Regions from separate parts of the Homo sapiens genome. Here all the other regions are linked to region 3. A link is a contact called in ENCODE Hi-C or POLR2A ChIA-PET data. All regions are on one chromosome and are shown on one strand. Each heading gives the region's core, a stretch centred on a gene start or an enhancer-like site at or near the end of the contact. The rest is flanking DNA. Distances are from core to core; before and after follow the strand shown.

Evidence for each region. Hi-C counts contacts between places; a loop is a spot of excess contacts on that map. ChIA-PET counts read pairs that join two places held with the same protein, here RNA polymerase II (POLR2A). Pooled maps may share reads with other maps.
Region 1: a loop to region 3 is called in a map of naive thymus-derived CD4-positive, alpha-beta T cell, with 7 times the contacts of the local background. The contact joins the promoter of NIF3L1 here to the promoter of COQ10B in region 3. A Hi-C loop is called at or near these places in 1 of 168 maps with a recorded cell type or tissue (naive thymus-derived CD4-positive, alpha-beta T cell) and 7 of 50 pooled maps. POLR2A ChIA-PET finds 5 or more read pairs at or near these places in 1 of 52 experiments (OCI-LY7).
Region 2: a pooled map shows a loop between it and region 3 (12-fold over the local background). The contact joins the promoter of CASP8 here to the promoter of COQ10B in region 3. A Hi-C loop is called at or near these places in 1 of 168 maps with a recorded cell type or tissue (naive thymus-derived CD4-positive, alpha-beta T cell) and 7 of 50 pooled maps. POLR2A ChIA-PET finds 5 or more read pairs at or near these places in 1 of 52 experiments (activated naive CD8-positive, alpha-beta T cell).

What each region holds. Positions count from the first base shown.
Region 1 is chr2:200,887,921-200,890,620 of GRCh38, reverse strand. NIF3L1 (NGG1 interacting factor 3 like 1) reads right to left here and starts at 1,250. Exons shown (of 7, transcript NM_001369441.2): 1 at 969-1,250. It overlaps PPIL3 (peptidylprolyl isomerase like 3), which reads left to right and starts at 1,544. Exons shown (of 7, transcript NM_130906.3): 1 at 1,544-1,665. RefSeq lists enhancers at 467-716, 975-1,719, 1,607-1,856, 709-1,908, 1,977-2,026 and 1 more.
Region 2 is chr2:201,259,178-201,261,877 of GRCh38, reverse strand. It overlaps CASP8 (caspase 8), which reads right to left and starts at 1,342. Exons shown (of 9, transcript NM_001372051.1): 1 at 1,265-1,342.
Region 3 is chr2:197,452,282-197,454,981 of GRCh38, reverse strand. COQ10B (coenzyme Q10B) reads right to left here and starts at 1,430. Exons shown (of 5, transcript NM_025147.5): 1 at 1,318-1,430. The coding sequence starts at 1,421. RefSeq lists enhancers at 908-957, 1,158-1,207, 1,228-1,707, 1,152-1,768, 1,828-1,897 and 1 more.

The DNA of each region.
Region 1 (2,700 bases), core at 1-2,500, 3.4 Mb before region 3:
AAAGATAATGCTGTCAACCCCATTCTTAAACTTACCACTTATAAACACTTTTTGAAGAAAAACATTTCATAGTATGCACAATAAGAAAGCATAGCCAACTGTAAATTTGATGAAATATCCATAAGTCAATTATTCCAAAAGCAATTTTTCAACATTTCTATTTAATGAGATGAAGATGCTTGTTTAACACATTATTTGAAGTGATACAGGGTCTCCAAAAACCACTCGAGGTCTTGGAAGTTTGTTTTTGTTTTTTTCTTTTTGACACAGGGTTTCACTAGGCGCCTAGGCTGGAGTGCAGTGGCGTGATCTCAGCTCACTGCAGCCTCGACTTCCTGAGCTCAAGCAGATCCTCCCACCTCAGCCTCCTGAGCAGCTGGGACTACAGGCGCTAAACACCACACCTGGCTAATTTTTGTATTTTTAGTAGAGATGGGGATTCGCCATGTTGCCCAGGCTGGTCTCAAACTCCTGCGCTCAAGTGATCCACCTGCCTCGGCCTCCAAGAGTACCGGGATTACAGGGGTGAGCCACTGCGTCCGGCCTTGAAAGATCTTCTAATGGTCCTCATAGTACTCCATTCTCCAGCATTTTCTACATCTGGCAAGCTCGAAAGTGAAACCCTAGTGGGCCATCATGCAGGTTTTGAGTTATTTACTGTTACAGATGAGGAAACTGCGAAGCTACATGGCCACAGTCAACAACGACAACAGAAGGCAACATAGTATGGCGGTTAAGAGCACCGACTCTGAAGCCAGCCTGAATCCTAGAGCCAGAGCTGTGCAACAGCAGGTAAATGACTTATCCTGTGCAGTTTCCTCCTTAATGGAAATAGTGCCCAGGCCACAATATCGCGAGATTTACACGTAAAGCTGGAAACAACTCCCGTCCTAGAGTAAGCACTGTTTACTATTAAGCAGCATCAGTAGGGCCCCTTTGCAACCTGCAAACCGCTCCCTCGACGTTACCTCATCTATGCCTCATTTCAGTGCCACTTCAGGCCTTTTCCAGGACAGTGAAAAACCACGAGACACAGCCAGTTAAGTCTGAGTCAGGACCCCTGTCCCACTAGTGCGCTGTGCTCTGGTGCGGCAGGGCAGTTTTCTGACCCAATCTCCTCTTCTGCTGTCCTCTGCAGCACCAAGATAACAATCACAGCCGGCCCCAACCGGCACCTACCGCGAAGGTCACAACTACACTCGCGGGTTTTTAAATCGCCCACTACTCACCAGTCCCGGAAACTTCTCTGCGTCACTTCCGGTCCCGCGTCGGCGCTCCGGATGCTGTGGCACTTGGCTCCCCGTAGCGGGAGAGCTGGGCGGAAGTGGTCCTTTCCGTTTGGCAGCCGAGTGTAAAGCATTGCTTGAGGTTGCCCAGGTAGTTTCGCCTTACACTTCTTGTCCCAGTGCAATTATTAGTAGAGCTCCCTTTCACTGTCAAATTTCCGGTTGGGGATAAATTGCATTGTCGTTTTGGTTTGAGATAGGAAGATGAGGGGAGGAAGGAGGTGAGGCGGTAAGGGGCGTTCTCTCTCTTGGGTCCCGCGCCCAACTTCCGCTGGCCCAAAGAAACTATAATTTTGAACCAACAGACCTCTGCTGGCATCTGCGATTGCATTTTTCCTGTTTTAACAACGGCTGTGCTAGACGAAGTGGTGAAGCCCAAGTATGGAGTAACGTCATTAATTCTTTCATTCACTTATTCGAATGCTTGCTGAGTTCTGTGTTGCTACTGGTTTAGTTCTTGGGATACTGCGAGTGAACAGTGGGCGGCGAGGCTGTTGTTGCAACGTCAGAGTAAAAGAAGGACCCTGCACGGCGGCCTCCCAGCACTTCGGGAGGCCGAGGCGGGCGGATCACCTGAAGTCAGGAGTTCGAGACCAGCCTGGCCAACACGGCGAAACCCCGTCTCTACTAAAAATACAAAAATTAGTCGTGCATGGTAGCGCGCGCCTGTAGTCCCACCTACTCGGGAGGCTGAGACACGACAATCACTTGAACCCGGGAGGCGGAGGCGGAGGTTGCAGTGAGCCGAGATCCTGCCGCACTGCACTCCAGCCTGGCGACATAGCGAGACTCCGTCTCAAAATGAAAAAAAAAGAGAAGTTCATAGTATATTAGTGATAAGTGCTGTGGTGGAAAAAAAAAAGTTCATAGTATATTAGTATAAGTGCTGTGGTGAAAAAAAAAAAAAGCGAATTTCATAGTATATTAGTGATAAGTGCTGTGGGAGAAGGAAATAGGAATGTCCTAGGGCTGAAGGGCTAAAGCAGTTCTGTGTAGGATTGTCAGGTCAGTTAAACTTGACATTTAAGCAGAAATTTGGAGGTGAGGAAATTAGCCGTAGAGATGTCTGAGTATAAGAATTCCAGGCAAAAGGGACACCCAATGCCTGGACCCTAAGGGAAGGTATCTGGGTTATTGGGGGACTTGCAAGGAGGCTCTTGAAGAAGAGCAAGCCGGGCAAGTAGGAGATTGGGAGGCTTGAATCGGGTAGGATATCTTCTATAGCCGGGTTTTTATTACCTAGGGGATGCCATTAGAGGATTTTTTTTTTTTTTTTTTTTGACGGAGTCTCGCGCTGTCACCCAGGCTGGAGTGCAGTGGCGCGATCTCAGCTCACTGCAGCCTCCGCCTCCTGGGTTCAAGTGATTCTCCTGCCGCAGCCTGCTGAGTAGCTAGGACTACAGGCGCCTGCCAC
Region 2 (2,700 bases), core at 93-2,592, 3.8 Mb before region 3:
TCATCACAATCATTCCAGTAATATTCTAGCAGCATCCTAGCTCTTGCAGTGATAACTAAAAAGCAAAACATGCATTTGCCATCGGAAGCAGAAACCTGCATCTCATCCGAAGCTTGAGAGAACCTGAAAGCCACTCGCTCTCAGGCCCAAACCCCTAACCGGCAGGTAGTATTGCCACTCCCTCCAATCCAGGCTGGCTGCCTCAGACTGCGGGCTGCCCCGGAACCTGACAGACATCCATTCTGCACGCACATGATGTCCATAACAGGGCGCTGCAGCCACGGCATTCAAACAACCCAGCAAAGGTGTCCAAACCTCAGCAAAACATATAATCCCATCATTTTCAAACAGAATGAAACTTGCAACTTCACCTGTAAATTCTTAACCCCACAAGTGCAGGTCTCTGATTGTGTCTATCTAGTCTTCCCATTATATTGTTTTTTGAACTGTTCTGTATCTTTTTAATTTTTTTTTTTTTTTTTTTTTGAGACGGAGTTTCGCTCTTGTTGCCCAGGCTGGAGTGCAGTGGCACGATCTCGGCTCACCACAACTTCCACCTCCCAGGTTCAAGCGATTCTCCTGCCTCAGCCTCCCGAGTAGCTGGGATTACAGGCATGCGCCATCATGCCCGGCTAATTTTGTATTTTTAGTAGAGACGGGGTTTCTTCATGTTGGTCAAGCTGGTCTCAAACTCCCGACCTCAGGTGAACCACCGCCTCGACCTCCCAAAGTGCTGGGATGACAGGCGAGAGCCACCACGCCCAGTCTTTTTTAATTTCTTTAAAAAATAAATAATTGAATTAGTAGGACCACATGGGTGTGTTTGTGTGTATGTGTGTGTGCGTTTATGTTGGCAAGTGTGTATGTTGGTGGGTATGTGTGTTGGTGGGAGGATAGCTGTAGCAGCAAAGTCAGTAGAGATTTAAATTTTGGCTTCTATTATTTCACAAGTTTGACTGGGATCAGGATGAGGCCTTTATACAAGTAGTTAAACTTGCAGCATTTCAGAAGCTCCTAGGACTTCATCAGTCTAAGCTAGAATGGCCTTCAGATCTGGAAACTGCACGGCCCTCGGCAAGGCTCTCAGAGGGACTGCTACCTCTTACACTAACTTCATGGTTTCCCCATCCACACTCACATACGAGGATCACCTCCATGGCCCCAGGGCCACCCGATCTCACTCTCAGCAGCCTAGAAAACTCCAGAATCAAAGGCCTTCCTCCCAAAAGGCCCCTCTGACCTTAACAAAGAGGCAAATCCTTACCTTACTCTCACGATGGTAGCACCTTCGTCACAGGCCTATCCACTACCATCTGAGCATCTAAGACAAGAGCAAACGTCTAATGAAGGACGGAAGGGCACAGCCAGCCAGCTCTACTTCCTGTTTCGAAACTCCTGAGTCACAAACACTAGAGGGGAAAGAGCGCTTACCACTTGCCCCTGAGTGAGCAGAGTGCCTTCTAAAGCTTCTAAAGCTGCAGGAAAAAGGCCTGGTGGTCCAGGAGACCGCACGCAGGGCACCTGGCCACCTGAGCACTGGCCCCTGGCTGTGACTTTGGATGGGCCATTTTACCTTTGGGGCCTCATTTCCACATTCCAAAACAAGGACGTTGGACTGGATTGTAACTAAGAACACTTTCATTTCATATTTAGGATTTAAAGATTTTTCTGGGTTCATCATTAAGACTTTAATTTTTTCATTCAATGAATCTTGATGGAGCACCTCAGAGAGGTCTTGAGATTGGACACTGCAGAGCCCTCTCATCTTGGTTCTCAGGGTGGCTGTGAACTTTCAGAGCTAAAGCCCCTGGTTTAGCCAAGGAGCATCTCTGTGGCCCCAAGGTCACCAGATTCCACCCTCAGCAGCCTAAAATACTCTAAAATTAAAAAAAAAAAAAAACTCTAAAAAGAAAAAACTCTAAAATGAAAAACCTCTAAAAAGAAAAAACTCTGAAATAAAAAAATTCTAAAATGAAAAAAATCTAAAAAGAAAAAACTCTAAAATGCAAAAACTCTTTGGTAAGATGGTAAGTCCATCTTACCAAAGGTGATCCTTGTATATGAGTGTAGCTGAGGAAACCATGAAGTTAGCTGAAAGCTGGGTTTACCATCTTATCAAAGAAGCAAATCCTGGGGCCCTCACCATGTTGGGCTCTAGGGATATACCAGTAAACAAAATATTGCCTTCATACTGAGAGTTAGATGAAATGTTTTCTGATATTAAAAGTAGGAAAAGAAAATCAAACACCTCTCTTCTTTGAAACTGCCTTTTGTCTTTCCCCAAATAGAATATAAGCTTTCAGAGGGTAGGGACTCATAGCTGAGAAGACTGAACGAAGTATCTGAAAAGGACTCTTCACCAGAGAGGGCTAGGTCAAGATGGCCTCATAATATCAATGCCTGGATGGCCACCGTGGCTCATGCATGTAATCCTAGCACTTTGAGAGGCCAAGGTGGGAGGATCCCTTGAGCATAGGAGTTTGAGACCAGCCTGGGCAACAAAATGAGACACCATCTCTATGAAGAAAAATTTTTTAATTAGCCAGGTGTGGTAGCACGCGCCTGTGGTCCCAGCTAATCTGAAGGCTGAGATGGGAAAATTGCTTGATCCCAGGATGTTGAGGCTGCAGTGAGCCGTGATTGCACCACTGCACTGCAGCCTGGGTGACAGAGCAAGACTTTGTCTCAAAAAATAAATAA
Region 3 (2,700 bases), core at 181-2,680:
ACTATGTCTTAAACTACGATATGAAGATACACACATTCATATATACAGTTAAACCATGAAATGAATACTGGACAACTGGACCACATGGAGAACAGCTTTTTTGTCACTCGTCTTCCAGTACCACTCTCTCATATACTTAAGTATAATAAAGGTCAGAATCTGATGCTTAACATTGGAAATGAACGCAAACTGCCGCCCTCATTATCATAAACAGTATTTATCTTGGAACTGAAGCCTCAATTTGATCATTAAAGCAACTGTATTTTTCTCAAAAGTAAGTGTTATTTGCAAGACAACATTTTATAAGAGTAATACAAACAGATCTCAAGTATGATGGCGTTATTCTGCTTGAAACTACTTTTTGAGGTTATTTCCTAAAGCAGGAGTAATTTTATGATTTTGTTTGTCTCATCCAACATTTGTCTAAAGGGATTTGGATTTGGTAAGGTTGTTGGTGTTTTTAAAAATTCTTCATTGAATCTTTTTTTAAAAAAATTATTTCCTTGTTTCCAGTAGGGTCGGATCTTCATTTAATCTAAATGTCCTGGGGCTCAACTAGATTTGTGTTTTCTCTCCCCACCTCGTATTTTGTACACCTGAATTCATTTTAAACACACTAACTTTAATTTTCAAGAATATTACAATGTTATTAGTAAAAGGAAACTAAGTCGTACAAGTATGGTATCCGTGTCCCGACCTCCATCTCCACCCCCACCTACCAAAAAATGAACCAACCAGGAAAATCGAAAGCTGACTATGCTTCAAGGTTACAGGACCTGTAAGTTACAGCAGAGTGAAAAAATCCAAGTCCCTTATGCTGGCTGTATTTAGTTTTGTAAACACTAAATGGCGAGGGCAAAGCACTCTTTCAGAAATTGGGAAAACGCATCTGACCATCTGGCAGGTAGAAGGAACCGGAGAAGGGGGCTCACCGCCAAACACAAACTCCCATACAGCCAGCAGCCGGCAACCCTTCTGCGCAAAGTTAAAACTTTCCAACAGCAGTAGCAACAAGCCATAGGGGAGGAGACCGGAAGAGCCCAAAGGCACCAATGGCCAAATTGCTTCCAAAGTCGCTTCGCCGATGATTCACCGCCTCTCACGAGGCAAACGAGCCACGAACACAGCCTTGGGCCCAAGGTGATGCGCGCCGCTCTTGAGTCCCTCAGATGCCAAACGCAAAAAAAAGCCTTCTCCTCTAAAGACACGGAAATGCACCGAGTCCGGCTCTGCCTCACCCCCAAATCCTTCCGGTCCCCCAACTCGGCAGCCAAAATCGAAAACTACTCTCGTCTCAGCGCCCCCGCTGTTGATTACCTGCCATTCCGCACGGGCGCCTGCGCCCCGGCCGCTGTCGCCGACTTCGGACGGCATCCCGAGACTACCCTTCTCAAGGCCGTATGACCAGTCCGAGCTGCCATGATAGACTCTCCGAAGCCGGTCGTCACCTCCCGGACCAGCCCTGCAGCACCGCCCTCCTCTGGTCGGGCCCGGAGCCCGGCTCCGGTCTCTTCCAGCCAATGGACTGGCCGCCTGCGCAGCCTGACACGCCCCTTCTTCCCTTCCGGGTTGCACGTCGCTGACACACGCTGACCGTAAACGTTCCCGTCAGCCTGTCGGCCAATCGGAGCTGCGGGCCCGCCAGGACACACCTCTCTCTCCTGACCGACCAATCGCTTTTCCCGTGCGCTCGCGCAATTTGCGTAATACTCAGTGACTGCTCAGTCCACGCCCCGCGCAGGAGCTGTTCCTGGATTAACCAACTGCCTGGTTCTCCTGGGGTCCGCTTCCGGGAGGCTAGTCAGTGAGCCCCACCCCCCCGGGGGCTGCGGGAAGCCCCAGGGCTTGAGTGTTAATTCTGTAACTGTCCGAACCCGTGAGTGCGGAGCCAGACAGGCCACCACTCCTGGCTGCGAAGCCTGGCTGTCAGCGTCCTGCTTGTTAATGATTGTCTAATACAATGCCTGCCTTGCCTATCTCACGGGGTAATTGTGAGGGCAACATAAGGTCCTGTCATTAGGAAAGACTCAGTTATCCAGCAGCAGTTCCGTCTGCCTTCTTCCTGCGTGTCCCACATTTTAATTGGTGTTCTCGTATGATTTGGGTTTCCCTTATTCCATACTAATCAGACGACTTCGCTTTGATTTACTTGTTTTGGTGATCAGTCATCAAGTCCAGACTTCTTGTTCCCTCAGTTTGTTTTCAGGTCTTTACTTAAGGTTTGTGCACCAATAGTTTTCCTGCAAACTGTAAAGTGAGGATGACAATACTACCTATTTAATATAGTTTGGGTGTAAATGAGATTGTTGATTAAATGTAGTCAGATATTTGTGTGGCACCTACTAGATGCTGGAGAAGTGAGCAAAAGTCTTCACTGTCACAGAGCTTATATCCTAGTGGGGGAAAGAAACCAATTAGTATATAGTGCAATGGCAGCTTGTTATATGTCCCATAGACTAAACAGTACAGCAGGGTAAGGAGATGAAGAGGGAGGAATATGGTAGGGTGCTGTTTTATATAGGGTGGTTAGGAGGGGCTCTAAGAGGATGACACTGAACAAAGGCCTAAAATGAAGTGAGGAAGTGAACTCTGATTACTTGGGAGAAAATGGGCCGGGCGCGGTGGCTCACGCCTGTAATCCCAGCACTTTGGGAGGCCGAGGCGGGCGGATCACGAGGTCAGGAGATCGAGACCATCCTG